2 separate regions of the Homo sapiens genome follow, and region 1 is linked to region 2. Evidence: chromatin loops called from intact Hi-C (ENCODE). Cell type or tissue: mammary epithelial cell. All regions are shown on one strand. Each heading gives the region's core, and the rest is flanking DNA. Links, peaks and the distances in the headings are about the cores only.

Region 1 (2,926 bases), core at 140-2,639, 270 kb after region 2:
TTACCTCTAAAGACCAAATATTTGATTTATAATGGTGAAACTTTAGGCCCCGCATGAGATGGAGATGAAAGACAAGGCAAGGGTGTCTCAGTGGCTCCTCAAATTACACAAGGTAGACTCTGTTTATGGGAGATAATGGATACTAGGCTTTAAAATGACAAAAAATTATTCTGTGGCCTTTGAGCTCTCATTTTTAAGTCTGTACAAATTCCTCCTGAGGATGAGTCAGACTCTGGGGATAGCAAAGCAGAGAGACAGACTGGGAAGTGACAAAAGCATTAGACATAGACGCAAGAACTAGGTTCTGCCCACAGCTTTGCCACCAACAGGCTGAATAAACTTGGACACGTCCATTCCTGTTTCTGGGCTTCAATTTTTTCCCTTTGCAAAACGGAGCTGTTTTAGATGCAGTACTTCTCAAACTTTAATGTATATATTAATGCCCCTGGGGATTTTGTTAAAATGCAGATTCTGAATCTCTAGGTCTGGGGCAGGGGATGAGAGTCTGCATTTCTAAATAGCTTCTGGATGGTGCTAAAACTGTGAGTCTCTAGATCATATTTTGGGTAACAAGACTTAGAGGACTCCTAAGGACAACTCATGGAAATCAACACACATTTATTTGGTACTACCTATTATATGACAGGCACGCTTCTAGGGGCTGTTGATATTAAGACAAAGAAGGCACAGTTTCTGCCCACACTGGAAATACTCACATTCCAATAGGGAAGAAAGACAAATACATCATTTCAAAATAGTGTGATGACACAATTGAAGTTTGTACCAAAAAAAAATATGCCACAGAACAGAGAAGAAGTTATTTATTTAGGGTGGGGTGTGGGATACAGATGTCAGAAAATCACAGATTACGTGAAAAGTGCTGAGAACTATCAAATGATGTATGTATAAAGAAGATCTCTTAATCTCAGAGGGCACTTGAGAATTTCTTTGTCCAAGGAAGGCTCAGCTGTGAGGAGAGGAGATAAATTATTTTGATCAGTAATCTTGAATATTACATCTCAGTCCATGATTGCTTTCTCCCTGCCTTCCCATCCCATCCCATAGCAGCCTGTTAGCACCACACTGATGAAACACTTGCTACCCTAGATAAATCCAGAGTTTGTTTGGAAGCTCCAGCAAGCAGGAAGCTGGCAGAGGTGAGGCCATGGCAGCACTTCACCCTTGCTCAGCCCCCAACAGGACAGAAACAGTGAGTCAGGAAAAGGAAAAGCAGGCGGGTGGAGAAAGGATGCAATCTGCATCATCAAAGGGTAGTGATTATGTTTTCTAAAAGAACACCTGAACACAGTGGCAGCACCCAGGAAGAGGCAGGGTGTGTCCCCACCCCCTGGAATAATAGGGAACTGAGCAGAAAGCAGCCTGATTCAGGGATGATGGGAAGGGGAGAGGAACAGTGAATGAAGGAACATCCAGAAGTGTGTTCTTCCTCTGGCTCATCATAGGTTTTATATTGAAATAGGTTTACTCTGATGCCTAAAGGTGATCACACCAAAAAGAGTCCTAGGTGGCAGATGGGAGAGCTGGTTTCTGGCACCACCTTACTGTGTGACCTTGGGCAAGTGAAGACCACTCTGAGACTCAGTCTTTCCAGTGATGCCATGGGAAGTTTGGGCATAATTTCTAGGGTGACTTCTAACTTCAAGAGTCTATGAAAAGTAGAGGAATGGTTACCAGAAGCTGGAGGATGGGGTAATGAGATGTGGGTCAAAGGGTACAAAATGAATAGGTTCTGGAGATCTAATGTACAGAATGGTGACTATAGGTAATAATAGCATATGGAATACTGGAAGTCTGCTAAGCGGGCAGATCTTAAGTATTCTCACCACACACACAAAAAGGGTGATAACTATGTAAGGTGATGGATATAGTAATTAGCTTTATTAGGTTAATCATTTCACAATGTACCTGTATATCAAATCATCACATTGCACATCTTTAAATATATAAAATTTTGTCAATTGTCTCAATAGAACTGAAGAAAAAAGACTCTATGATTAATTTTTCATGTTCAAGTTCAATATCTTATACTATCAGTATCTCACAGGAAACATTCCTTTCATCCTTACTACCTCCATCTGCCACTTCTCATATACAACTAGATTTGTGACCAAATTTGGTGAGTCGATTCATGCGGATCTCAGAATCCACATGCCTGTTTTCCACAGATCCAGATACTTTCTTCTGTTTATTTAGGCATTGACCCTTCATTTCCTTTCAGAGAGGAAACTGGGCATTCAAGCCTCTACCATGCTCTGCCTGGATTATTGTAGCAATATCCTGGCCATCCTGGAGACACTGTTGTACCCCAGTTCTTCCTTACCTAGGTGCAGCCAGAGAGATTGTTTATAATGTACATGAAACAATGTTACTTCTGCTTGTAATGGCCTCCTTATGCATAAAATAAAATCTAAACACCCATGTGGCCTACGAGATCTTGCACCATCTGATTCCTGTTAACCTCTGCAATCACAGTTCTTATCTTTATTCCATATTTACCACATCCCAGCCATACAAAACTTTCTTCTATCCTTAAAAACTCCGAGCTCAGGGCCTTTGACCTTGCTGTTAATACCTAGAATAGTTTCCCTCCAGATCTTCACAGTGAGGTTCATTCTTATTCAGTTGTCTATTCAAATGACACCTCATCAGTTAGACAGACCATCCTAGACCACACTGACCAAAGCACTGCCTCTACAACATGTCACCATTTAACCATTCACTTTGGCTTGTTTCCTTCACAGTATTAATCATTGTCAGATGTTATCTTAATTACTCTTTGCTTCCTGTGCACTGTCAGTCTCTGTTCCCTCATCCTCACTACAATGCAAGAGATATGAGATCAGGGACTTCATCTGTCTTTTTCATTGCCCCTAGACTAGTGAATATCTCAGAGTAGGTGCTCAGG
Region 2 (2,926 bases), core at 192-2,691:
GCAAACCTAGCTTTTGATGACCTAGCTTATACATCATCTCAGGTAATCTTGCAGGTGAATATTTATCCCCAGTGAACAGATAAGGAAATTGAGACTCCAGGAGCCTAAGCAACTTGCCCAAAGTCACATAGCCAGTCTTCTAACAGTTAAGCTTAGAGACAGGGTCAGCTCTAAATCACCCTGTTGAGTAAGTATGTCATTGCTGCTTCCCTGAGAGCAACTCAAGTCCAAGATTTCCCATTGTTCAAATGTGATTTTTAAAATTCCTGCTTTGCCTACATTATAGTATTGATGTAAGTATAAAATTCAGGACAGAAATGGATAGCACTTTAGAAATGAAAAAAATTGTTGTACAAATGCAAGGTCTTATTACTTTACTTGGCTGCAGAATTCAAACGGACCAGGAGAATGCATCTTGATTGGAATAATCTCTGTGATAACAGCTTCAGTCAATCTTTGGAAAGATGGTACTCTCTGAGAGCTCTGTCCATCTCCTCAAATAAGAACTCTTATAACATTCACGAAAGACAGGCAACATTAAGCCATTTGAACTGCATTTGTAATTTCCCAGATGGGTCAATCCAGAAACCAAAGCCCAATTTTAGAGCTTTAATGTTGTTAAAAGAATCTAATTCATCTCCCTTATTTTACAGATGTGGAAACTGAGGTCTATAGAAAACTCAGTGAAAGTCAAAACCGTTAGGCAAGTCACAATTGTATTTCTTTTCATCTCTCTTTCTTCTCTTCCCCCAAATCTCAACCTAGGATGTTTTTCAGAATTTTTTTTTTCCACCTATATAATCCCTAAATTCCTAAAACTGATATTAAAGTTCGAGGCCTCTCGAAACTTAAGAGGAGCACTTTGTGGGCATTTGTCTTAGGGAAAAGGAGAGATCCTTTGGGGTTATTAGACAGAGCCATATGGACTCTGTAGGTTTTCTGGGCAAAGCGTTTTGTGTGTTTCCCAGTGTCCATGAACTTGGAGGCTGGGTTGTAAAGTGGAGTCACAGGGTGGAAAGGAAATAACATGAGTAAGAGCCTTTACTAAGAGCATCTCCTCTTTGCAGCGTGTTCTACCTGCATCCCCAAAAGCTCAAGCTACAACCATCCCCCTAGGTGTGGGCCAAATACTGCCTACAGATTCTATTTTTCCTCCCCAGTATTTGCAATTTTATCTTATACAACCAATAGTGCCTTCCAGAAAAGATAAACAATATGTAAGTTTATAAAATGAACCATGAAAACTGCTCACCAGAGTTCCACCCTCACCACCCTCACAACTCACTTTTCCTTCAAGTGAGTAGTTCAATGTGCATACTTCCAGGTTCTTGGTGCACCTTCACTGGCAAGGGAGGGAGATACAGAACCCAAATACCTAGAATGACCAAGAAGTAGTATAAATATGCTAAGCAGGGGTGTTTGAAGTACATGCCCTGTCTGTAGGGGGCGCCACAACCTTGCTCCCAGGAATTGCTGCTTCCTGGGAATGCAGAGCCCCCAGCATTGTTTAAGATGCTTCAGTTTCTTAAGCCTAGCACCAAATTCAGACTTTTTCATAAAAGCTTCTGACTTTAAGATATTAGCAATGAATTCTAAATTTTTAGAAGTGCTACTAGGCCATATAAGACATTTGTAAGCCAGATACAGCCCACAGATTTACAACCTCGGACTTAGGAACAGATGTACATAAATAGGAGCACACTTTGTACATGTCTTGTGATTGCTTATTGCCTCCAACTCCATACTATTGGTACTGATCTTTCTTCTTTATTATTATTTAACTTTTAAGTTCAGGGGTACATGTGCAGGTTTGCTATATAGGTAAACTTGTATTGTGAAGGTTTGTTGTACAGATTATTTTGTTACCCAGGTATTAAGCCTAGTACTCATTAGTTATTTTTCCTAATCCTCTCCCTCCTCCCACCCTCCACCCTTCAAAAGGCCCCAGTGTGTGTTGTTTACCTCTCTGTGTCCATATGTCTCATCATTTAGCTCCCACTTATAAATGAGAACATGCAGTGTTTGGTTTTCTGTTCTTATATTAGTTTGCTAAGGATAATGGCCTCCAGCTCCATCCATGTTCTTGCAAAGGACATGATCTCATTCTTGTTTATGACTGCATAGTATTCCATGGTGTATCTGTACCGTATTTTCTTTATCCAGTCTACCACTGATGGGCATTTAGGTTAATTCCATGCCTTTGCTATCGTGACTAGTGCTGCAACAAACATGCATGTGCGTGCATCTTTATGATATAATTATTTATATTTCTTCAGGTATATACTCAGTAATGGGATTGCTGAGTCAAATGATAGTTCTGTTTTTAGGTCTTTGAGGAATTGCCACAGCATCTTCCACAATGTTTGAACTAATTTCACTCCCACCATAAGTGTTCCTTTTTCTCCACAGCCTCACCAGCATCTGCTATTTTTTGACTTTTCATAGTAGCCATTCTATCTGGTGTGAGATGGTGTCTCACTGTGGTTTTGATTTGCACTTCTGTAATTATCAGTGATGTTGAGCTTTTTTTTCATATGATTCTTGGCTGCCTGTATGTCTTCTTTTGAAAAGTGTCTGTTCATGTTCTTTGCCCACTTTTATGGGGTGTTTTTTTTCTTGCAAATTTAAATTCCTTGTGGAAGCCAGATATTAGATTTTTGTCATCTGCATAGTCTGCAAAAATTTTTTCCCATTTTGTAGATTGTCTGTTCACTATGTTGATTGGTTCTTTTGCCGTGCAGAAGCTCTTTTGTTTAGTTAGATCCCAGTTGTCAATTTTTGCTTTTGCTGCAATTGCTTTTAGTATCTTTGCCCCTTCCTATGTCCAGAATAGTATTGCCTAGGTTGTTTCCCAGGGATTTTATAGTTTTGGGTTTTACATTTAAGCCTTTAATCCATCTTGAGTTAATTTTTGTATATGGTATAA

The links. Hi-C counts contacts between places; a loop is a spot of excess contacts. Peaks named below come from ENCODE experiments on the same cell type or tissue, not always from the same donor. Only the 100,000 strongest peaks of a DNase experiment are listed, where the experiment ranks them.
Region 1: it touches region 2 in a loop (23-fold over the local background); 1 of 110 quality-filtered maps calls a loop at or near these places.

The regions. Positions count from the first base shown.
Region 1 is chr5:153,157,151-153,160,076 of GRCh38, reverse strand. No RefSeq gene overlaps it. Among named protein-coding and RNA genes, the nearest start is that of LINC01470, 190 kb to the right of the region's middle. In mammary epithelial cell, for the core only: a CTCF peak has its summit at 1,342; DNase peaks (open chromatin) are centred at 276 and 1,246; H3K27ac peaks cover 2,073 bases.
Region 2 is chr5:153,424,638-153,427,563 of GRCh38, reverse strand. No RefSeq gene overlaps it. Among named protein-coding and RNA genes, the nearest start is that of GRIA1, 65 kb to the left of the region's middle. In mammary epithelial cell, for the core only: a CTCF peak has its summit at 1,445 (motif pointing right); no DNase peak of the experiment used is centred there.